3 separate regions of the Homo sapiens genome follow, and regions 2 and 3 are each linked to region 1. Evidence: chromatin loops called from intact Hi-C (ENCODE). Cell type or tissue: MCF 10A. All regions are shown on one strand. Region 1 has its middle 14 kb from the start of MIR1471. Region 2 has its middle 14 kb from the start of ALPP. Region 3 overlaps DIS3L2 (DIS3 like 3'-5' exoribonuclease 2).

Region 1 (8,000 bases):
AAAAAAAAAATTGTATAGTACATTGTATACTTTAAATGGTAAATTAGCAGGGTGCAGTGGCTCACACCTGTAATCCCAGCTACTCGGGAGGCTGAAGCAAAAGGATGGCATGAGCCTATGAGTTCAAGGCTGTAGTGAGCCATGATCACGCCACTGCACTCCAGCCTGGGCAACACAGCAAGATCACTTCTAAAAAAATGGTAAAGTACGTGGTATGTGAATTATATCCCAGTTAAGCTATTATAAAAAATAAAAATGTCGCTGGCAGCTCGGCACTGTCCTCTCTGGACAGCCAGGCTGTCGTGGCATATGAATTTCCCACTGTGGCTCTAACAAGTTACCAAAATGTCGTGGCTTTGAACCACACAGATTTATCTCACAGTTCTCGCGGATGAGAGGTCCAACATGGGTTTCATGGGCAAAATTAAAGCGTTGTTAAGGCTGCGCTCCCTTCTGGAAGCTCCAGGAGAAAATCTGCTTCCTTGCCTTTTCCAGCTCCTGCGGCCGCCCACATTTTCGTTGACTTGGGTCCCCTTCTTCCGTCTTCAAAACCAGCAGCATTGCATCTCCTGCCTTTTTTCTGCAGCCACTTTTTCCTCTGATGGACTCATCTGGCTCCCTCTTCCACTTTTAAGGACGCTTGTGATGACATCAGGCCCCACCAGACTACCTGGCATCATTTCCCCACCCCAGGGTCTGTATCCATAACTCACTCTTGCAGGCCTTTTGCCATGTCACGTGACACATTCACAGACTCTAGGACTAGGGCGTGAGCTTCTTTGGGGACTCAATGTTCTGCCTGTCACACATTGTGAGACTGCTGAGCCAATCCGGCAAATGATGGAAGGACCTGGAATTATTGATAACCAGCCTCCACTCCATCCCCAACAGCCAGCTGCCCTTGGGACCCACATCTTGCTGAGGGCCTGGGATTGATTGCACTTAGCATGGATGTTACTCCTTGGCTTCCAGGCCCCAGAGTTCTTTTCTTCTTTTTCTTTTTTTTCTTTTTTTTTTTTTTTGAGATGGAATCTTGCTCTGTCGCCCAGGCAGGAGTGCGGTGGTGCCATCTCGGCTCACTGCAACCTCTGTCTCCCGGGTTCAAGTGATTCTTCTGCCTCAGCCTCCTGAGCAGCTGGGATTACAGGTGCCTGCCACTGCGCCCAACTGATTTTTTTTTTATTTTTAGTAGAGACAGGGTTTCACCATGTTGACCACACTGGTCTCAAACTCCTGACTTCAAGTGATCCACCTGCCTCGGCCTCCCAAAGTGCTGAGATTACAGGTGTGAGCCACCACACCTGGCCTCCAGAGTTCTTCTAAGCAGATCTTATAGTTACCCAGGATCCAGGGGACAGGCAAGGCCTGACTTCTTCGTGGCCCAGCCTGGCCTGAAGGGGAGAATGTGGGTTTCCACTACTGAACAGGGGCATGTGGGCATTTGGGCAAGGTCAGCACCTGCCTTTTCACGTGCTCTCCAGCAAGGTGTCTGTGGACACGAGCCATGTGCATGGGGAGGCCTTGGCTGTGGGGGGAGCTGGGCCTTATGGGCAGGGATGCTTGGCAGAGATGACCAGTGCTTCACCCGTACGTCCAGGAGGAGGCCATGTCTTAGCCCACTTTGTGCTGCTGTAACAAAATGCCAGAGCCTGGGTAATTTATAAAGAACAGAAATTTATTTTCTCAGAGTTCTGGAGGTTGAGAAGTTCAAGAGTGAGTTGCCAGCAAGTCCATTGTCTGGTGAGGGTCTGCTCTCTGCTTCCAACATGGCGCCTTGAATGCTGCATCCTCTAGAGGGAGGAGCGCTCTGTCCTCACATGGCAGAAGCTGGAAGGGCAAAATGAAACCAAACTCCCTTCTTGATGAGGGAGTCAATGGCACCATCAAGCCCTTTTAGAATGGCATTAATCTATTCATGAGTGCAGAGCCCTCATGACCTAAACATTTCCCATATTCCAACACTGTTGCTTTGGGGATTGAGTTTCCAACACACATTTGGGGGACATATTCAGACCATAGCAGGCTGGAACCTTCAAGCATCCAGGAGGGAAGGCTCCTCGCTGGGACTGAGAACAGGATGTCAGCCTGGGGCTGGGTGCAGCCTGCAGGGCCCAAGGATGCCCAGCAGGTGCATGCACTTTTACGACCCAGCCGCCTGCCGGCCCAGAGCTCTTCCTTGCCCCAGTCAGGGCCCAGCCGTCACTAGCAGGAGGCCGTCTCCAGGGCGTTGGCCAGAGCAGAGTTCTCTCACCTCCCCAGCCTCGGCGGAGGAGGAGAAAGTGGCTGTGGCCTCCTGTGGAAGGGGTGGCGATAAGGGACTTTGGCAGTTCCAGGAACTTTGGCCACCTTGAGGCCTTCTAGGAGCCCTGTCTTCTGGGGGGTGGTATACCCCACCAGCACCTGCAGTGCTGGGGTCACTGTGCGCTGGTCAGGTGGCCTGACTGAGGCGCTGCCCCATCTCCAATGTCCCCACCACAATACCTGGCTGCAGGAAGCGCAGTGCAGCTGTGTGCAGAGCCCAGGTGGTTTCTGTCTACCCTGGTGGGGGTGGAGCCAGGCATGGACACTGCTGCAGCCCTGGGAGCCAGGTTCTGGGGCAGTCATATTCCGGTCCCCATCCAGCCCTGGGACACTCACTTTGTCTGCTCAGCCTCGTTTAGGATGAAGCCCATCAAAGGCCTTCATGTTGGGGGTGAGGGGTGTTCATCACAGAACCCGTGTACTACAGTTGACTGCCCAAGGGGTGGGTCCTTGACCCCAGCTAGGCCAACTGGGTCCTCCCCTGGGTTTGTTTTGTTTTGTTTTGTTTTTTTAAGTCTGGAGTGCCTTTCCCCCTTCACTCACTTTCTGATCTACATCCTGGGAGGTGAGAGGCATCATGGTTTTAACTGATCTGAGAGAATGTGGCTGACCCTTGCTCCCTAAGCCAGAGAGTTGGTGCAGACGAAGTCCCTGTGGCCTTGGTGATGCTGATTCCAAGCCCCTGCCACCCCCAAAGGCACTTTTCTCCCAGTGCCTGAGGGCCTGGCTTCTTTCAGCAGAGCCATGGGAGTTGAGCGTCTCATTTGTGCGCCCCACCCTGCCCCCTCAGCAGACAGGCAGGGCTGGGCTGGGCCCAGGCCAGACTCTCCTCTCCCAGGAGCTCTTTGAGGAGCAGCAGGGTGCAGCCAAGAGCGAGCACCTGGGGTTGGCAAGAGGAGACGGGTCTGGAGTCCCCTGGGCAGAGGGAGAGTCCAGCTTCTGGGGAGAAGTGGATCCTCCAGGGTCTAGGGCTGTGTCTGGGGAGCCAGCTCCACAGGGAGTCTGGGCACAACCTGGTGTGGTCTTTGGAACAGCAGGGCCTTGGACAGAAAGCTGTGAAAAAGGCAAAGAGGGGCCCACGATCCAAAGCACCAGTCCATCTTTGCCAACAGTGGTCTGTGCCTGCCTCTTGGAAAGGCCCGTGGTAACAGTTCTCCAACAAGAATCATGTCCTTTGGGTGTTTTGCTTTGCTTTTAAAAAATTTATAACCACATTGCAAACATTTGGAAGATTGAAAACCAACAAAAAAATCGCCAGCAGCCACTGTTCAAGTGTAGAAAAATGCTTGTTTTAGTTAATTTTCTAGCCGGTGTGGTGGCTCATGCCTGTAATCCCAGCACTTTGGGAGGCCGAGGCAGGCAGATCACCTGAGGTCAGGAGTTTGAGAACAGCCTGGCCAACATGGTGAAACCCTGTCTGTACTAAAAATTCAAAAATTAGCCGAGGATCGTGGTGGTGCGCGCCTGTAATCCCAGCTACTCCGGAGGCTGAGGCACGAGAATCACTTGAACACGGGAGGCGGAGGTTGCAGTGAGCCGAAATTGTGCCACTGCACTCCAGCCTGGGTGACAGAGTGAGACTCCATTTCAAAAAAAAAAGGAAAAAATGTTCTAGCATGCAGTCTAGTACTGTGATAGAAGCAGGTTTGGGCTAGGTAACCTAAACCAGTGATTCTCAAGTGCAGTCCCAGGAACAGCAGCAGCACCTGGAAACTTGTTAGAAATGCCAGTTCTCAGGTCCTACCTCCGACCTTCCAAATTAGAACTGAGGGTGAGTTTCAGCAAGTTGTGTTTTAACAGATCTGAATATGTTCTAGTTTGGGAGCGACTGACTCAACACTTTGTAATTTCATGCAGTCCTACTGCTTCACCACCAGAGGGCACCAGGAGGCTGTGGTTTTCCCCTTAAAATTGCCAGCTTTTAGATTCTCAGTGTCGGCCACAGATACTATTCAGACCTCACTGGACTTTAAAAAATAAAGAATGACGGACGATATGTTGAGAATTATTGGCTAACCTTAAATACCACCATGTTTGGACCAAATTGAACTGTCATTGTGGTTAGTCCTTGCCCAACTGCAGAGCCAGTGTCTTTTGGTGGTGGTGGAACGCATTTGGTGGTACTTCTTTTGTTCAGAACATAAAGAAATGTAAAAGCATTGGGGTCAGAAACAAAGACAGACTCCTATTAAAAGTCTGAATTCTTTATGGCTGGGCATGGTGGCTCACGCCTGTAATCCCAGCACTTTGGGAGGCCAAGGCGGGTGGATCCCCTGAGATCAGGAGTTCGAGACCAGCCTGGCCAACATGGTGAAATCTCTATTAAAAATACAAAAAATTAGGCAGGCATGGTGGCAGTCACCTGTAATCCCAGCTCCTCGGGAGGCTGAGGCAGGAGAATCGCTTGAACCTGGGAGGTGGATGTTGCAGTGAGCTGAGATCACACCATTGCACTCCAGCCTGAGCAACAAGAGGGAAACTTTGTCTCAAAAAAAGAAAAAAGTTCTGTATTCTATATGGCCAGGTGCGATGGCTCATACCTGCAATCCTAGCACTTTGGGAGGCCATGGTGGGTGCATCGCTTCAGCCCAGAAGTTTGAGACCAGCCTGGGCAACATGGCAAAACCCTGTCTCTACAAAAAAAAAAAAAATTAGCAGGGTGTAGTGTCACGTGCCTGTAGTCCCAGCTACTCGGGAGGCTGAGGTGGGAGGATGGGTTGAGGCTTCAATGAGCTGAGATGGTGCCACTGCACTCCAGTCTGGGCGACAGAGTGAGATCCTGTCTAAAAAAAAAAAAAAAACAAGTTCTATGAAAGGCAGAATACAGTTCCACTGTGGCCACGCCTGTAATCCCAATACTATGGGAGGCTGAGGCAGGCGGATCATGAGGTCAAGAGATCAAGACCATCCTGGCCAATATCGTGAAACTCCGTCTCTACTAAAAATACAAAAATTAGCTGGGCGTGGTAGCACGCTTGTAGTCCCAGCTACTCAGGAGGCTGAGGCAGGAGAATTGCTTGAACCCAGGAGGCAGAGGTTGCAGTGAGCTAAGATCGCGCCACTGCACTCCAGCCTGGCGATGGAGCGAGACTCTGTCTCAAAAAAAAAAAAGAGACTTATGATAGATGCGGTTGTTTGCCTCTCCTCCCACACCTGCTTCAAACAGTGTTTGGGTGCTGCATTAGCACCCAGTGGCCTTAGAAAGTGCCTTCAGAACAGTGGGCTCCAGGCAGGGAAGGCTCTCTTGGAGGTGGTCTTTGGGCCTCCTCAAGCTTCCCAGGGGTCTAGGAATGACCTGTGTGATCTAGCTTCCTGCCACTTCCTGGAGCATTTGACTTTCTTCTTCATGGCCCCCAGCGCCCTTTTCTGAGAACACCACTGACCTCAGCAGTTTCTCTGAGTGGTTTGCGAAGCCCCGAGGCATGTGTGCCAAGGACCTCCCTGAGATGCCTGAGCTGCTCTTCCCACTCACAGAGCTTTGTGGGGGTTTTAATACAATAAGCCATCAAAAGTATAGATTAGACTTTTTTAGCACTGCGTAAAAGACACTTCCATTAAACTCCATGGTTTTTTTTTTTTTTTTTTTTTTTTTTTTTTTGCTTTATTGGAACTGTGCCGTTATCCAAAACTCAGCCATAGACATGACGATTTATTCATTTGACAAACACTGAAATTTTTGGCGGGGTGGGGAACGAAGTCTGGGCTCTGTCACCTAGACTGGACTGCAGTGGTGCAATCATGGCTCACTGCAAGCTTGACCTGCTGGGCTCAAGCGATCCTTTCCCCCTGCCTCAGTCTCCCAAGTAGCTGGGACTACAGGCCTGCACCACCACGGCCAGCTAATTTTTAAATTTTTTGTAGAGACAAGTTCTCCCTATGTTGCCCAGGCTGGTCTTGAAATCCTGGGCTCAAGCAATTGGCCTACCTCGGCCTCCCAAAGTGTTAGAATTATAGGCATGAGCCACCATGCCCAGCCAACAAGCATTTATTGAGCATTTAAAGTGTTCTAGGGGTCAGGCTGTGCCTCATGCCTATAATCCCAGCACTTTGGGAGGCTGAGGCAGGCGGATCACCTGAGGTCAGGAGTTCAAGACCACCCTGGCCAACATGGCGAAACCCTGTCTCTACTAAAAATACAAAAATTAGCCGGAGGTGGTGGTGGGCGCCTGTAATCCCAGCTACTTGGGAGGCTGAGGCATGAGAATCACTTGAGCCCGGGAGGCGGAGCTTGCAGTGAACTGAGATTGTACACCACTACATTACAGCCTGGGCAACAGAGCGAGACTTCATCTCAAAAAAAAAAAAAGTGTTCTAGGGTATAGACACTGGACTTGCAGTGGGAACAAAACAAAATTCCACCCCATGGAATTTACATTCTGATGGGAAAGATGAGCAATAAACAAATAAGCACAGAATATGACGTCAGAAGGAAAAGAAAGCAGAGTGGGGAGTACCAGGGCGTGGGCAGCGGGGAGAAGGCTTTCCAGATAAGATATTGGAAAAGGCCTAACTGGGGGATTGGCTTTGGAGCGGAGATCTGAATGAAAAAGTAAGTGAATGCATCCTGAGAATGTCTAGGGAAACGGCTGTCCAGGCAGAGAGAACATCAAGTGCAAAGGCCCTGCGGTAGGACTCATCCCTTAGGCTTGCAGAGAGGGGAGTAGGACTGGAAGCAAGGAGATTCCCCTTCCATGCCCGGGCATCTCTTTCAGTTGCCCAGGCATGAGATGGAGGTGGCTGGAGCAGGGTGGGAGCAGAGGAGGGGCAAGATGTGGCTGGATCCAGGATGAGCTTGGAGGGTGGGGTGCCCAGCATCCATGTCTGCATTATGTGAGTTACAACCTCTCTAGATATGGGTGGCTTCACGTATTCTCTTTAAAATTCTCTTTCGGTGATATATATTATTGAAAAGATGATCACCTAGGAAAGACCGTAGCTTCCTATTCACCCTGTATCCAGTATACTTTGCTGGAGAAGCCCACGCATGTTATGCAAGTACTATTTTATTTTATTTTATTTTTTAGAGTCTTGCTCTGCCACCCAGGTTGGAGTGCAGTGGTGCGATCTCAGCTCACTCCAACCTCTGCCTCCCAGGTTCAGCCTCCCAAGTAGCTGAGACGACAGGCATGCACCACCATGCCTGGCTAATTTTTGAATTTTTAGTAGAGACGGGGTTTCACCATGTTGGCCAGGCTGGTCTTGAACCCCTGATGTCAAGTGATCCTCCCACCTCAGCCTCCCAAATCCATGTGCATCCTATCATTGGTCTTGCCACTTATTAAGTATTCACTGTGCCAGCAGCAAAGACCTTTTCACAGCATCCGGCATCTGGTTCCCCACCCCCACCCTCAGCCCTCTGAATTAGGTATTATTCCCATTTGACAGATAAGAAACTGCGGCTCAGAGGGGCCAAGATGTTTGTCTAACCACATGTATTCTAAGATGTTTGTCTTCAGGCCTAACGGTCAGAGAGACCTTCTCATTACAGGAAGGGACCACAAGGGGAATTGTTGCCAGAGGACGGATGTGGCGGCCTAGGGGAAATGGGCTTTGCAGGATCATAAAGGAAGCCTTAAAACTTTGATAATGACAACAACAGAAATTGAGCAGCCATTTCTGTGGCTTTTTTTTTTCTTTGAGACAGAGTCTCCCTCTGTTGCCCAGGCTGGAGTGCAGTGGCGCAATCTCAGCTCACTGCA
Region 2 (8,000 bases), 460 kb after region 1:
TGACGAGTTAGTGGGTGCAGCGCACCAGCATGGCACATGTATACATATGTAACTAACCTGCACATTGTGCACATGTACCCTAAAACTTAAAGTATAATAATAATAAATTAAAAAAAAAAAAAGCAGTTGGAGCTCTGGTGTCACCCCCATGGCAGTTTCCAGTAACATCACACCTCGTTAGCCTATGCTTCTAAAATTTGACCCAGTGCCCAGCTCAGAGACACACTGCCTTGGGAACTGTCCCTGCTGGTTCCCTGTTACAAGTAACAAAATCCCATTGCTAAATCCTCCTTGGTTATGGTCACTGGGTGATCATTGGGTGATACCAATATTGAGGCAGGAGAATAGGGTCTGGACACAGGGAACCTAAGCCTGTTTCACACCGACTTCCTAGAACTAAATTGAAGGCAGAACCCTACCTTTCCATGCCTAAGTAACAAAAGGACCACAGGCTACTCCCTTTGCAACCCCCTCACCTTTTCTGCTAGGCAGATGGGAAATTGGCTGTCCACAACCAATCAGATTGATTGAAGGTCCAGTCTTTGTTTGCCACTTTGTAACTTCACTCCAGCCTCTGAATGGCTGCTGTCCACAACCAATCAGACTGATTGCTGGCCACATCTTCGTTTCAATAGAAGTATAACTTTGTAACTTCACCCTAGTCTCTGATTGGTTGAACAGGAGTGTAACCTTTGTAACTTCACTTCAGCCTCTGGTTGGCTGCTTTCTGTAACCAATCAGACTGATTGCAGGCCACCACTTCATTTACATGAGGTGAGCATGATGTGGCCAATGGGAAACTTCTAGAGGATATTTGGACCCAAGAAGATTCCGTATCTGGGCCCTTGAGCTGCTGCTCGGTCCACTCCCAAACCATGGAGTGTACTTTCGTTTTCGATAAATCCCCATTTTCATTCTTTTGTTGCTTCATTCTTTCTTTGCCTTGCTGGGCATTTTGTCCAATTCTTTGTTCAATAGGCCAAGAACCTGGACAACCTGCAGTCACAACCCTCCACCAGTGACAATATAGTTTAGATTTGTGTCCCCACCCAAATCTCATGTTGAATTGTAATCCTCAGCATTGGAGGAGCTCCCTGGTGGGAGGTGACTGGATCATGGGGTAGGACTTTCCCCTTGCTGTTCTCGTGATAGCGAGTGAGATCTCACAAGATCTGGTCATTTAAATGTGTGCAGCCCCTCCCCCTCCTCTCTCTCTTCCTCACTCTCTGGCCATGGAAGACGTGCCAGCTTCCCCTTTGCCTTCTGCCATGATTGAAAGTTTCCTGAGGCCTCCCTAGCCATGCTTCCTGTACAGCCTGTGGAACTGTTAGCCAATTAAACCTCTTTTCTTATAAATTACCCAGTTTCAGGTGTTTCTTCATAGCACTGCAGAATGGACGAATACACTCATGGAGAGACAGGATCCACCTGCTGTGTGGTAACATCCTGACCCAGCACATCTGGGGCCCATCAAGTCTCCATGGGGTGGTGGGAGGAGCATTAACAACAAAGGCAGCACCTGGCACCTTCTGCGGGCGATGGGAAGACTGAGGGCAGGAAAAGCAAACATGCTCAGCACTGTGCTCAGCCCAGGGCGACTCTGAGACAAGAGAGGGGCCAGAGCCGGATGCAGCTGGGAGGTGGCAGCCTTACCAGAGGTTTGAGGAGTACATGGGAAAGTGCACAGAGCCCAGCCCAGGATGGCAGCTGTGCTCTCATTTTCTTGCAGCCTTTAGGGGCTACCTGGCTGGGGTGGTGGCCCTGCTGAAGAGAACCTGCCCCTAGCAGGCATGGGGGCAAGAGCACCTTTCAAAGGTGAACAAATGTGTTCCAATTTGCAGCAGCAAAGCTGCCAGAGGTCCCAGGAAGCCCAGGTTCATCTCATTTACCTAGCCATCTCTGGCAGCATTGGTATTTGAGAGCGTGTATGCGGGCAGAAGAGAGGAAAAAGACCTGCACCAGAACACCTTTCCAGAACACCCTTATCCCTTGAACACCTGAGTGCCTAGAGCCCAGCCCCAGCTCCCAGCAAGCCCCCTCCCCAAAACCACTATAGCCACTGGGCCTCCCTTTGGCAAGGCCTGAGGGCCCAAATGTGGCCACCTAGCCTCTGGGGACTTCCGTCCTTTGGAGCTAGAAAAACAGTAGCTGAATGTGCCTGGCTGCAGCAGGGCCCCGCCGACTCACCTATAGAAAGGCCCTGCCGTGGACTGAGCCTCCCAGCCTAGGAAACCTGGCTCTGGCCTCCCCTGCAGGCATGTGATGTTTGGCTCCAGAGGCCTTCTCCTCTGGGCTTTTCCATGCCTGTGAACTGGGCCCCATTCATTTCTCTGTGGTTTCATGGGAACGTCCAATGCATTCAGGAGGTTGCAGTGCACCCAGGAGGAGAGGGGTCAGCGAGAGGCCCGAGCTGTGACTGGTGGGCCACCCAGAGGCCACGGCACCCTCTGCTGGAGACTGGCAGCAGGGTGCATGGCCAGCTGTGGGCGAGGGTCCATCAGTCAAGCAGCTACACTTCCTCCCGGTGCCCCTCCCTGACCCAGGCCAGGGGCTCTGCCTGCAGCTGCCTCACTCCAGGCCTCCACTTTCCAGCTCCCAGGCCCCCAGCCCCACCTGGCCTGGCCCGGGACAGAGCAGCCACCAAGATCTTTTCCACTTTCCCTCCCCAGCAGCCTGCAATTCAGTGCCCTGCAGACCCCTGCCTCCCGGGGCCCTGCGGTTTCTACCACACTACACTCAATTTCCGGCCACTAAGAACACGGCAGGTCCCGCGTAAAGGTGGCCGCCACCTGCGCTCTGAGGGCTGCCCAGCCACGGAGAAGTGGCTGTGCTCGGGCACTCTGCTTCTGAGACAGGCCCAGCAGCTGCCTTCATGGCCTCAGGAGAGCCCACAGGCTCCAAGCCTGCAGTAAGGACCTGCCTAAGTCCTTGAAAATTTGGTGTTCAGAAGAAATGAAAGTGAAACTGGCTGGGAGCAATTCTTTTGATTTTGTTTCAAGACAGGGTCTCACTCGGTTGTTCAGGCTGGAGTGCAGTCATGCGATCATGGGTCACTGCAGCCTCAACCTCCTGGGCTCAAGGGATCCCTCCTGCCTCAGCCTCCTAAGTAGCTGGGACAACAGGCACATTCCACCACACCAGGCTGACTTTTTTTTTTTTTTTTTTTTTTTTGTAGAGATGGGATCTCACTTTGTTGCCAATGCTGGTCTCAAGCTCCTGGGCTTAAGCAATCCTCCCGCCTTGAACTCCCAAAGTGCTGGGATGATGGGATGATACACCACTCCCTGCATGCCATACTTACCAAAGTTCCACGTTAGCAGTTTTCAGCAAGAGCTAATTGACCAAGCTCTGTGAGTGGCCTCATTCCATTAGCAGGAGCCTCCCACAGAATGTGACAGAATGGTCCTGGTGGCTGAGGGTAGAAGGGGCTGCTTCTCTTAAGTCTTTGAAGATGAATGCAGTTCAGCTTTGGCTAACAGCCATGCCCTTCTGCCCAGGCCCAGATCAACTTTTAATCATTTCCAAAGCCAGTCTGACTGTCCTGGGAAAGGAAGGGTTGGGGTGAATTTCTTATCAATTTGGCAGGTACATTGGATCCTGTGAGGAGAGTATGAGACTGTACGAGGGGTCCCTGTGCTAGCCCCAAATGAGAGCCCTGACTCCCACCTACCCAGCCCACCCGCCCCGCACTGCTCAGCTCAGTTCTCCGTTCCGGGGATGGAGTGCTGGGCTTGGCCTGCACCTTTCTGTCCCCAAACTCCACTGGGGACCCACCTTCTAGTCACCCCAGGGTGCCATCACCAGAGCCAGGGGCTAGCCCCACCTTTGCTCACTCCTGCTCGGAGCCCACCTCTTCTCTCTGCCCCCATCGCTACCTGCAGCATCAGAAGGACATGAGGGCACCAAACAGCCCCTGCAGCTGTCCTCAAACATCATGGCCAAGGCTGCGCCTGGGAAGTGGACTCTCTGCGGTGCCAGCTCCCTACTCACTGCCCTTGACTTTTGTCTGGGTCCCTGCTTGATGTGGCCCAACTGGCTGGGCCAGAGCCCCACAGGCGCTGTCCCGACCCCCAGCCCCCTAGAGGGAGGGAGAGGCTGAGACGGCAAGGGAAGCAGAGACTCAGCCACACCAAGGGCCCTGGCAAGGTGGGCCTCTCCTCCAAAGCCTCACCAGGCTTCACGTTCAAGGTCACCAAGAGTGCACTTGTTCTCTGTCGAGGGCAGAGGTGACTCCGGGGACTGTGCTGGGGTCCAGGGAGGGCAGGCAGCGGAGTTGCCAGGGAAGCAGCTTGCCTGAGGTCTGTGGTCTTGGCAGGGGCTTCCGCAGCAGCCCCACCCTCTCCCTTTCCCCTCCCTCCTGTCCTTGTCCTCGTGTTTACTGAAGACCATGAGAAGGGATGTGGAGAGCGCCTGCAGGAACTGAGAGCAGGAGCCTGGCTCAGCCCTGAGAGGCCCCCAGATATTCAGTTCCTAAACCCATAGAGGGTGGGGCATGGGCACAGAGGAGTAACCAGGGGCCACCTCACACAGCCCTGCTCTTTCACCCTGCCCGCCTGGTGGCCTCCTTAGCCTGCAGCCTCAGTGCTGCCCGATCTGGGGCCATGCTGCGTCCTGCTGGCCACACTGCAAAATGCAGCTTAAGGTCGGCCTGGAAGCTCCAGGTGTCCTTCTTCCCCTAGGCCTACAGCTGGGCTGGAGGGGGAAGGGGCACCAGGAAACAGCCTGGATGCTCCTGCCCAGGAGGATTGTCCGACTCCATGGGGAGAAAGTCCGTGCCTGGCACATGGTAATCTTTGTGGAGCGAGAGGGCAAAAGTATGCATGATTGTGTGCATCTGAAGCATTTCTGTGCTGATGGCCTGACCGAAGGCAGATGACAAATCATGCAGATATTTCTGCAGCAGGAATGGCTGCATTCTCCTGGCTCGCCTGCCAGGGAGCTCAGAGGTGCCCTTGCCCGGGAATCCGATGGCAGAGAGTTACCAGAAGGTCTGCGGTGCTCCTGTTCCTCGGCCCCGGTGAGAGGTGACAGCGTGCTGGCAGTCCTCACAGCCCCTCGCTTGCTCTTGGCACCTCCTCTGCTTGGTCTCCCACTTTGGCGTCACTTGAGGAGCCCTTCGGCCCACCGCTGCACTGTGGGAGCCCCTTTCTGGGCTGGCCAAGGCCGGAGCCAACTCCCTCAGCTTGCAGGGAGGTGTGGAGGGAGAGGCGCGAGCGGGAACCAGGGCTGCGCGCGGAGCTTGCGCGCCAGCTGGAGTTCCGGGTGGGCGTGGGCTTGGCAGGCCCCGCACTCTGAGCAGGCGGCCGGCCCTGCCGGCCCCGGGCAATGAGGGGCTTAGCACCCGGGCCAGCGGCTGCAGAGGGTGTACTGGGTCCCCCAGCAGTGCCAGACCACCGGCGCTGCGCTCGATTTCTCACCGGGCCTTAGCTGCCTTCCCGCAGGGCAGGGCTCGGGACCTGCAGCCCGCCATGCCTGAGCCTCCCACCCCCTCCATGGGCTCCTGTGCGGCCCGAGCCTCCCCGATGAGCGCCACCCCCTGCTCCATGGCGCCCAGTCCCATCAACCACCCAAGGGCTGAGGCGTGCGGGCGCACGGGGCGGGACTGGCAGGCAGCTCCACCTGCAGCCCCGGTGCGGAATCCACTGAGTGAAGCCAGCTGGGCTCCTGAGTCTGGTGGGGGCGTGGAAAATCTTTATGTCTAGCTCAGGGATTGTGAATACACCAATCGGCACTCTGTATCTAGCTCAAGGTTTGTAAACACAGCAATCAGCACCCTGTGTCTAGCTCAGGGTTTGTGAATGCACCAGTCGACACTCTGTATCTAGCTGCTCTGGTGGGGCCTTGGAGAACCTTTATGTCTAGCTCAGGGATTGTAAATACACCAATCGGCACTCTGTATCTAGCTCAAGGTTTGTAAACACAGCAATCAGCACCCTGTGTCTAGCTCAGGGTTTGTGAATGCACCGATCGACACTCTGTATCTAGCTGCTCTGGTGCCAGATTTGTCTCCTGGAGAGAGGCATGGGCACCTGTGGTCTCCCCGCCTCCTGGCCTCCCCTTGGGTGCCCTTATGCAGAAAGGGTCCCGGCCCCAGGCTTGCTTGGCTTTGGGGACTGTTTTAAAAGGGACATGAAGAAAGAAGAAGCCAGAGAATGGTCCTTGGCCACTCTGGATGGAGTGTCCGCTGAGCAGTAGGAAGAGAACTGTCCCTGGCTCGTCTCCTTCCCTGAGTGACTGTTGATTCACAGTTCTCTCTCCAAGGGGACATGGGCCTGTCCTAATGCTGCCTTAGGGGCTTGGCTCCAGCTGACCCTGGGGTCTGCAGGTCACCACCTGCCCCTGTGCCTGGCTTTGAATTTCCTAACATCCAGAGTGCCCTGGGAGTACAGTGTCCAGCCCGTTGTGTGTAGTAAACCGGGAGCTGAGCAGAAGAGGAACGACAGAGTCCACCCGTTGACCCTCGGGGCTGTGTGTCCTGAAGTTCAAGCCTAGCTCACCCTGCAGTGGGTCCAGCCCCACCTGTACTGACAGATGGCACCAGCAGGGAGCGCAGTGCTCCACTGCCACAGTTCTCTGTCCCCACTTCAGTGCAGTCAGCCCTGGACCCCCCACCGCCTGCTCCCTGTAGCACACACAGCCACAGGCCCTCCCAGCTCCCGCCCCTGGCCCTTGGTCACTCTCACCTGCTGCCTCAGCCGAAGGTAGCCGGTAGGGCCTCCCTGAAGCTCCCTCCAGCCAGACAGGGGTGGGCCAGGGCTGAGGGCCAAGGGCCGCCTCCAAGCAGTGAAGCCCTCCAGGGTGGAAGGGCAGGTGGCCCCCTCTGTGTCCCGTTCCCCTAAGTCCCGGCGAGCCCTCCCCTTCCTCCTGCGGTGCCCTCTGCCCTCATCTATGTGCCCTGGTGGGCTCCCCCAGCACTGCAGCCTCCCGGGTGGGGTTTCAGGACCCCCAGGGCCTCCCAGCTCACTCAGACCCCCACCCCCTTCCTGTAGCTCTGCTCTCTGGCACCACCTTCCCTCTCTTGGGGACAACCACAGTGGAGAGAGGCGGGGCTCTCTGCCTGTCCCTCTATTGCAGGGGTGCTGGCCTTCTGGGGTCCTTTTGAGAACTTGATGAAAGCTATGAGTTTACACCCAAGAAATTCTCTGGCACCGTTTGCACCAACAACATGCCCCAAAGGTGGAGCCAGGCCCCCAGGTTGCATTTTGTAAGTCTTGGGAGCTCTCAGGATGCATCAGGGACACGTGGCCTCTGACTCGCTCAGCTCTGCCCTGACCCAGGGCGTTCATCCTGGAGCAGGCCTCCGTTACTGACTGGCGAGCAGAGGCTTCCAGAGGCTGAGGGAGGGGCCTGGGGTCCTCCTGCAGGGACCAAGACGGAGCTGCGCCTCAACATCAGGCCCTGCCGTCCTTGTCTCCTCCCAGCCGGGCTCTGTACAGGTCATCACCGTCTTCAGCCTGCTGGAGGGGGTCCTGCGGGCAGCCATGGCCCTCTAGTATAGCGCTGTCCTGAAGCGGCCAGGCACCCAGGGCCACCTGGGCCCCGCGGGGGAGGAGGACTGAGGCTATCTGGCCCTGCTGGCTTTTAGAAATAGGAACTGTTGATACCAAGGGGAATTTTTAATTCTGTTTTTAAAATGTTTAAATTTTTCTAACTTAAATTTAATGTTTTAAGTTTTTAAATTTAAATTTAATTTTTTTTTAGAAACAGGGTCTCGCTCTGTCACTCAGGCTCAGGGTATGGTGGCACCATCGCAGCTCAAGTAGCTTCAAACTCCTGACCTCATATAGTCCTCCTGCCTCAGCCTCCCGAGTAGCTGGGGCTGCAGGCCTGTGCCACCATGCCCAGCTGTTTTTGGGTTTTTGCTTTGGAAAAATGGGATTTCGCTTTGTTGCCCAGGCTGGTCTCAAATTCCTCATCTCAAGCAATCTTCTTGCTTTGGCCTCTCAAAGTGCTGGGATTATAGATGTGAGCCACTGTGCCTGGCCTGTTTTTATTTTTAT
Region 3 (8,000 bases), 390 kb after region 1:
GGAACCCCACCACCAACCCCAGAATCTGGGAGAGAACAGAGACAAGGTCAGAGCTGCTGGCTCCCCGCTTGGGGTTATATAACTCCCCGACTCCTCAAGTCCCTGGAAACTGAGGCCAATTCCCTGGAAGATCATTCTGTTCTCTGCTGTTTTTTCAAGAATACAGCCAGCTTGATCACTGGCTCTGAGTATTGTATGGGAATGTCCCGTTTTCTTTTTTTTCCATGAACTGAATGCCTACCATTATGGTCATTGTTTCATCAGTCTGTGTTTAAACTTGCCTGGATCTCATATTTTTATGTATGTTTGGCTTATATTTTGAAGAACTTTGCTTTGTTTATATATACCCTCATCTGTTTCCAAAAAGATTTTGAGAGGACTTACAACAAAGGAAATGAACAGTGAGCTGCATTTAAATAATAGAAAGACAGAAAATCAGAATGAAGGAGAGGAGTGTCAGAAAGAATTTGACATCTGTAAGGGTGGGCACAGCTCCTGTGACTGGGCTTCATGTTTTCTGATTTCAATATCACAGATGCAGTCGTCCTGCTTGGTGGCGTGGGGGAGGGAGAGTTTACAAGGTTATCTCTTACAACAAACCCCATCGAACATTGAGAATTATTTTTCTTAGCACCTAAAAGCAGCTTCTCACTTAAGGCTTGATATTGGAAATATTCAGTGTTACAACAGTGGACAGCGTTTGCATTTTGGGCAAATGAGGAAAGAGTTTTTTGTTTTTTGTTTTTTTTTTTTGGAGACTTGTCCAGGCCTTGCCCAGTTACTGGCCCGTGTTCTTGCCTCTCTCATGTCTGAGATCGCAGTGGCACCATCTTGGCTCACTGCAACCTCCGCCTCCTGGGTTCAAGCGATTCTCCTGCCTCAGCCTCCCGAGTAGCTGGGATTACAAGTGCCCGCCACCACGCCCAGCTAATTTTTGTATTTTTAGTAGAGATGGGGTTTCACCATGTTGGCCAGGCTGATCTTGAACTCCTGACTTCAGGTGATCCACCTGCCTTGGCCTCCCAAAGTGATGGGATTATAGGCATGAGCCACCGCGCCCAGCCAGGAAAGAGATTTTATAAGGCTATTTCTTAAGACAAAATCTGGTGAAAATAGAGGAACATACTAACCCACCCTTGAGGAAGGCAGGTGCTAGAGAGCCAAGCTCATATGATCTACACACATAACTATCCTCTATCCTAATCTGATTCCAGGATAAAGTGTAGACCATCTCTGAGTGGGTGGAGAGCCTGTCGCTTGGGCTACTTCTGTTTCCCTTCCCTTTGCTGAGTGTTTGACCAGGGCTGTGTAGCTGTGGGAGGCTTCCACAAGGTCTGCAGCTTGGGTAGGACCACTGCTGAGGGCAGGACCACAAGCTTTATTTAGAAAGCAGATAGATAGGTAACAGAATTAGTATATTCTATATGCAAGGAAATCTAGATAGCATCTTTCCCAGGTGCACAACCATCTCTGTGCATTGGAAGGGGTGATATGCAGTTCCTGCAGTCAGCACTGGCACTTTCCTGTGGAAGCAGCTTTGGGTAACTGCATTCCTTCGACAGTAGTTGGCCTGAGGCCCCTGAGCTCTGAGCACAAATGGTTTGATAAGGTGATGTTCTAACGCAGTCATCCTCTTTGGCCATGAAAATCCTCAAAAATTCTCCAGCTTTGATTAGGATGAGCAGATTGGCTGCACTCTCTCTCCAGCTGGCTGCATGTGACACACGCAGACTTGCTCATCATGCTTTGTATTCACTGTTGCATATTGCTCAGGCACGTGAGAGGCAAGAACATGGCCCACTAACTGGGCAGGTCCTGATCGGGAAGCTGCTGAGGTAAAGGTGCTCCTGTTCTGCTAAAGGAGACCCTGGGATCAGGGACGAGCTCTTCCTTGCTGGGCTCACCCAGTAATACAGGTCGTGTGGGACAGTGGTGAGCCGAACTCTCCTGCCATAGACGTGCTGGTGAGCAATGGAGTCACCTTCAGAAGAGGAGGCGGCTTGACCTGGGGGCATGAATGCTACCACCAGGCCCTTTTCTCCTGGGACTGGCTCCTTCCTACAGAGCAACCCTCCCTGTGGGTTGACCATAGCTCCAAAGACAGACGTTTTTTCTTCTCAGAAAGTAAAACCTCAGCATTGAAGAATCCTTGTCCTGTCATTTTTAACCTTAATGAGAACAGAGCAAGCCTCTGGAACAAGGTGCAGCGCAGTCAGGAGAAGTGGCTTTAAGTGAAAACACAGCTGTGGGGTTTACAGACGGCGCTGCAGGGAGGCATCATCCAATGGGAGCGGCCAGCCTCGCTATAGACTTTCCAACACTAATGAATCGGGAACTCCATGCTGAATAGGGTTTAGTTTGATGGGTCCCTGTGCCAGCAGAAGGATGTATTTTTCTTGAAAGACCAAGGTGCCAGAAATCTCCATGATTACGTTACTGGAGAAAGGTTCTTTTTTGTGGTTTGTGAAGTTGAGCGTCAGGACTGCAGGATTCTCTTGCTCTTTCTCACTCTTATTTTTTCCAGGTCAGAACCAGAGCTTGGGGTGGGGAGGAAAATCCTGCTGAATGAGCAAGTTCTTTCTTAAAAAGCTCTCTCCAAGTCCAAAAAGACTTCAGTGGACTTAGGAGAAAGAAATTTAATACATTGCCATAGAATCGTCATTAACCAAGTTAAAGCAAAGTCCACAGCATCTTTGTCTTATAAAAGAAAGCAAAAAGGAGATGGAAAAAAAGAAATTATACTTAGGAAATCCAAACCAAACAGTGAACACTAAAGAAGAAAAACTCAAGATCATCTCTGAAAATGTGATTTTCTTCTAATCAGATTTTTCTATTAAAAACCAAGGCTGCAGGTAGAAGTAACTTTTCTGATCTTTTAAATTCTGCCATAAATGGCATAGCTGAAATGTTTGAACTGTGCTAGGATTTACCACTTTCAGCTTAAGGAAGAGTTGGACACCCTGTAAGACCCAGTGGACTATGAGGGGAAGAGTCAACCGTGGAGAGGCTGGAGGCTTCCCAGGCCGGCCTTGACCTGTGTTTGAACCTTGGTCCTAATAACTAGCAGATTGAAGCAAATTCACAGGCCTCCTGGAGAACCCATGTTGGTTTGAACTGGAGCAATCCTGGCCAAATAACTCACACTGTGCTCTTACCAGTGACCTCCCTCATTACACCCCTGTGAGGGGAGCTCTGAGCTAGCATCCTAGGTTCCCCTGCTCATTCATGGAGTAGTCTGCAGAGAAAGCTGAATGGCTCTGTCCTGCTGGGGCTGTAAGTACCTTCCAGGAGACGGGCAGAGAGAGACTTGGTTGTCCATGAGAGGTCATCTTGGAGGTATTGCGAACAAAACAGGGAATTCCTAAACTTTTAAACTCATTTTTTTGCCCTTCCAAGGTCAGGCCAGGACTTTTCCAAAGCCTCGAAACCTCTGATGTGGCGTCTTCCCTAACTGATGGAGTTTAGTGCCTAGTGGCCCTTGCATGACGTTCTCCAAGTATGGCTGTTTGACAAAGCTGCCTGTGTGCCTGGGCCAGCCAAAGATCTACCTGTTCAGTAGCCCAGAGGGACCCCTGGCATGCTTGCCTAGCCACACTTTCCTGTCTTGTCTCGTCACGCTTCTGGTTATTCTTATGAATGTAGCCTGGCCCACTGTCTTCACCAGGCTGGGATCCAAAATAAGGTCACATATCTTTTAATAGTTACATTAAAAGACTCAGTGGACACCCCTCCTTCTGCTTACCTAGGACATTGTTTCTGCCCCTAAGTTCTCCCTAAAGTGCCATCCCCAAGCAGCAATAATCTGAGCAGCCTGAGGAAGCTGTACATAGTCCTCAGTCACTCATTCTTGTTACCCACCTGTTGCCATCTGCTGGGAGGGTCGCCTTGCTGTCTCCATTGTCATCCTACCCAGAAAGCTCAGACGGGCGGAAGGAGGGCCTCTCAAAGGCCCAACAACCCCAACAGGGCCTGCATCCCATGTTCCCACAGAGTCTGGGGAAGATTCTCCTCTCCCAAGGGTCCTAGTCCCTTCAACTCATCCAGGCTCCTAGAGCTCACCCACGCGATTCTCTTAAGGCCAGTTTCCTGGGGGCCCCACCCTAGAGCAGGAGGCCTAGGTCCAAAGGGGACCCAGTGGTAGTCTCATGCTCTGGCCGCCTGGAGCCTGCCCTCCTGTGTGACCTCAGCCTGAGCCCCTGAAAGGAGAAGGCTCTCCCATTTTCTGCCCTGGGGAGACTGCCCTTTCCTTGTTGGGATGAAAGCCTTGCCTCTAACTGAACCCTTTTGAAGGCTTCCGCCCTCTGCTGGTGGAAGCTGACAGAGCAACCTTGTTGTTGCCTCTTGGGTCCTTCACTTCCTTCCCTCTTCACTCAATACCAGGACCGTTGTGCAGTTGGAAACTGTCCACCCAGGGAAGCCTGTTCCTGGGGAAAGGATTGGGTAGTGGTGAGCTCTCCTGCTTGACATGGCAGCTGCCTCTGGAGAGAGAAAGACCTTGTGAAGTCTGAGTGGCTGCCATTCTTGCAGGCTGACTTCCCAAGCTGAGCTGCTCTGTGGGTGGTCCCTGCAGGTGGTGATTAGGGCCAGAGCGCTGCTGCTGCCTGGTTCCTTGCCGTGCCTGATAGCTAGGAAGTATCTAGTGAGCATTGTTGAGGGAAGGAGCTTGTGCCTCTTGAGGGTGCTGACAAGATGGCAACACCTGAACACTGAGAGTGTCTGAGCCACAGCTGGTCATCTGGTGGCAATTACTGAGCAGGAGGCAGACGTGAGGCAGAATTTATTTACTGAAGAAAAAGAAATTATTTTGAAGGAATGACATTGGACACCTGCTGTGACAGTGATAAGGACACCGATTGCCCAGGAGACCTGGTGAAGCCACCCTTGGATTCTCTGGGGGAAATACCTCTGGCATTCCAGCGAAGGGGAAAACAAAAGATCAGGGCCACTTTGACAGAGGAGGGACAGGCAGGAAGGGCTCCCCTGGAAGCAGGTGGAGCATGAGGAAGGGCACAGAGGCCTAAGAGAGCCTGGTCTGCTCTGAACCCCTCAGGGAAGTGGACCGCGTCGGGGAGTGCATGGAGCTCTGCAGGAGCTGGAGAGTGACCCTTCCCTGTCCTGTAAGACTCCTTCTGTCTGTCCTGAGGGCCTCCCTGGCTGGCACACCCTCCCGAGCACAGGCCCACCTCTTTCCATTGCTCTGTTACTGTCCATATTTGTTCATGTGAACAACCAACCTTCAGCGAGCCTGGGCTGTGTTGAATTCACTTTCATATCTCCAAAAGCAGGAAGCCGTCAAAGGTACTAAAGAGGGAAGTGTTACCAGGTTTATGCTTCAGGAAAATAACAGCTATGTTCTAGAGAGCGGATTAGGAGAACATAGCCAAGGGAGTAGGAAGATACATTGTGTGTCAGTGTCCTTAGGAGAAGCATGAGCACAAATTACACAAGGGCAGTAGAGGGCCCGGAGGTGGCAGGGACCAGGCCTGCCTCCACCAAGGCACTGGCTGCCCACTTTGTCAGTCTTTGGAGTCTGTGTCCTCCATGATTTGGCTCCCTTCTCAGGCTGGTGGCAAGCTGGTTGCAGCAGTTCTGGCCCGCATGACCAGAAGCACTCAACAAGCATCCCCTCGTACCTCATTGGCCTCGGTTGGGTCACACATCCATTCCTGAACCAGTTTCTAGGGCCAGGAAATGCCATGCCCTGATTGGCTTAGGTTTCTTACCTCAGAGCTGTCACGTCCAGCCCTGGAGCTAGAGGTTGGGTCTGCTTCCCCCCGGACCCCCTAGAATGGGGAGCAGGACAGGGGAATGAATAGCTGAGTGAAAGTAGGCCATCCTTAGCAAGGAGGAAATGCCTGCTAGCTATGCATCCGTGTTTGCTACAGGAACCAGATGGACCCATTCATTCATCTTTTGAACCTTGTACATGGTAAGCACCTACACACCAGTAGGGACATACTTTGTGGAAACAGCATACCATCATCCTGGGTGAATTTCAGTCCTCATGAAGGATCCCCTACCCTTATCCCTACCCAGACCCTTGGCTCTCCATTCCTTGACTTCTTTTTGGATCTTGTTTTTGACCAGCCATCTCCAAGGTCAGACACACAGCCTGCTCTCTGACCATGGCCTCAGCCCCTTCAACTCCCTTATCCAGTGACTCCCACACTCCTCTCCTTGACCTCTCAGACACTACACCCAGTGATTAGCAACATGGACCATACTTCAGCTGTGCCACTTACTTGGTAATTTGGGCCAAATACTTAATAAACTCTCCTGTAACATAGAGGTAGGAACCGGCTTTGCAGGGCTCTTGCGAGGATTAAATAAGATCAGCGTGAGAGATGCTTAGGACAGAGGACGTGCTTAATAAATATTAGCTCCATTCCAGACATCTGTCACCCAGCCGCTTCCTTCTGTTTTCTTCCCATCAGCCTCTTTCCCATTTATTTCCTTCCTGTTCCCCCGTAGGTCTCCTGGTCCATATGCTGCCGTATTGTATCTCCACTCCCTTACCCCCTTATTCTTCCCTCATACCTTCCTGGCAGATATTCAGCTTGGACCAACCTAACTTTCTTCACACTAATGTCTAAGTTGCTAGAAAAAAATTAACAGTGGGACAGATGCTTGCTACAGTAACTTCAGATCCTGTGGCCTCCGAATACTCCCTGGCAATACTCCCTGGCAATCCTTATGCTCTGCCCAGGTCAACTGTTTTTCCTATTCTCCAAAGGAGCAATTTCAAACCTTCATCACTTTCCTCAAACTCCTTCCCCCATCACACTCCCCATTCTTTGCAGATAATTTGTGTCCTAATTTTCAGGAAAGAACCTAAAAAATCATACTAGGACATTCTAAATCCCCCCTGCCCAATCCACAGATCTTACTGTTATCGCTGCCCATCTTCCTTCCTCTTGCAGCCAAGAAAGGGGTTCCACTTTTGTGTTGGATCCAATCCCTTGTCATCTCAGAGACCTTGAATCTGCAGTTCTCTCTGTCTCTCTTAATGTCTTCTACTCCACCATCCATAGTGCCTTCTTCCTGTCAGCATTGAAACAAGTCTCTGTCATCTTTAAATATACTCCCTTCAAACACCTTCAGTACACTCTCACATCCTCTCATCCTTTCCCATTCCATTTCATGAATCTTGCCTCTTCCCTAGCACTGTCTAATTTGCTAAAAGAGTTGTATTCACTCATGATTGCCATTTCCTGGCTTTCTATTCGTTTTTCAACCTGTCACCCCGATCTCTGCCCCCAGCACTCCCTGCAAGAGTCTTTTCTGATAGATCCAAAGGATTCCTTGTTTGGGAATGTTCTCTGTTACTTGACCTCTTAGAAGGATTTAACGCTGCTGACTATGCCCTCCTTGAGGCATGTTCTCTCTTTGGCTTCTATAATGTCAGAACTCAGAACTCCATAGCCACTCCCCAGTTTCTGTTGTCCAGCTCTTAAATACAGGTGTTTCTCAGGATTCTATCCAGGGCTCTCTTATCCCTTCAGGTTACAATCTTGCTTATAAACTTCAGAACTGTATGTTCAGCAGCCTACTGGCCATCTCCACTAGATGCCTCCCAGGTATGTTAGAATCCGCAATCTCAGATTGAACTCAAACTCTTCTCCCAAACCTGTTTTTCTTCCTTGTCAGGGTGAGTAGCAATAGCATCTGCCCTGCAGCCTGAGCCAGAGAATCCTGAACACTTGTTGACTCTTCCCTCTCTCACTGACTTTATCTCCAGACCATCACCAAGTCCTGTAATGCTGGTGAGGTGAAAGGAGCATGGATTTTGGTTAAAATTCCAGTTCTAATTGTGGTTTGCTCAAACTACTTAATCTTTCTCAGCCTCAAGTTCCTCATCTGTTTAAAGGAAATAGCAATACCTAATTTAAGTGGTTTTTGTCAGGATAAAGGAAAGCCTTTACTTGGTAGGTGATATGGTTTGGCTCTGTGTCCCCACTCAAATCTCACCTTGAATTTTAGTAATCCCTCATGTTGTGGGA

What was found. A loop is a pair of places that touch in the nucleus more often than their neighbours do. Peaks named below come from ENCODE experiments on the same cell type or tissue, not always from the same donor. Only the 100,000 strongest peaks of a DNase experiment are listed, where the experiment ranks them.
Region 2: it touches region 1 in a loop (15-fold over the local background); 4 of 110 quality-filtered maps call a loop at or near these places.
Region 3: it touches region 1 in a loop (11-fold over the local background); 6 of 110 quality-filtered maps call a loop at or near these places.

Annotation. Positions count from the first base shown.
Region 1 is chr2:231,902,075-231,910,074 of GRCh38, forward strand. No RefSeq gene overlaps it. Among named protein-coding and RNA genes, the nearest start is that of MIR1471, 14 kb to the left of the region's middle. RefSeq lists enhancers at 3,056-3,674, 3,675-4,292. In MCF 10A, a CTCF peak has its summit at 4,163 (motif pointing right); a DNase peak (open chromatin) is centred at 4,187.
Region 2 is chr2:232,361,139-232,369,138 of GRCh38, forward strand. No RefSeq gene overlaps it. Among named protein-coding and RNA genes, the nearest start is that of ALPP, 14 kb to the right of the region's middle. RefSeq lists enhancers at 2,931-3,020, 4,202-4,798. In MCF 10A, CTCF peaks have their summits at 4,617, 6,589 (motif pointing right) and 6,790; a DNase peak (open chromatin) is centred at 4,643.
Region 3 is chr2:232,288,509-232,296,508 of GRCh38, forward strand. The region is part of intron 13 of DIS3L2 (DIS3 like 3'-5' exoribonuclease 2); the gene reads left to right. Among named protein-coding and RNA genes, the nearest start is that of ALPP, 86 kb to the right of the region's middle. RefSeq lists enhancers at 3,601-4,324, 4,325-5,046 and a silencer at 4,226-4,315. In MCF 10A, a CTCF peak has its summit at 4,325 (motif pointing left); a DNase peak (open chromatin) is centred at 4,293.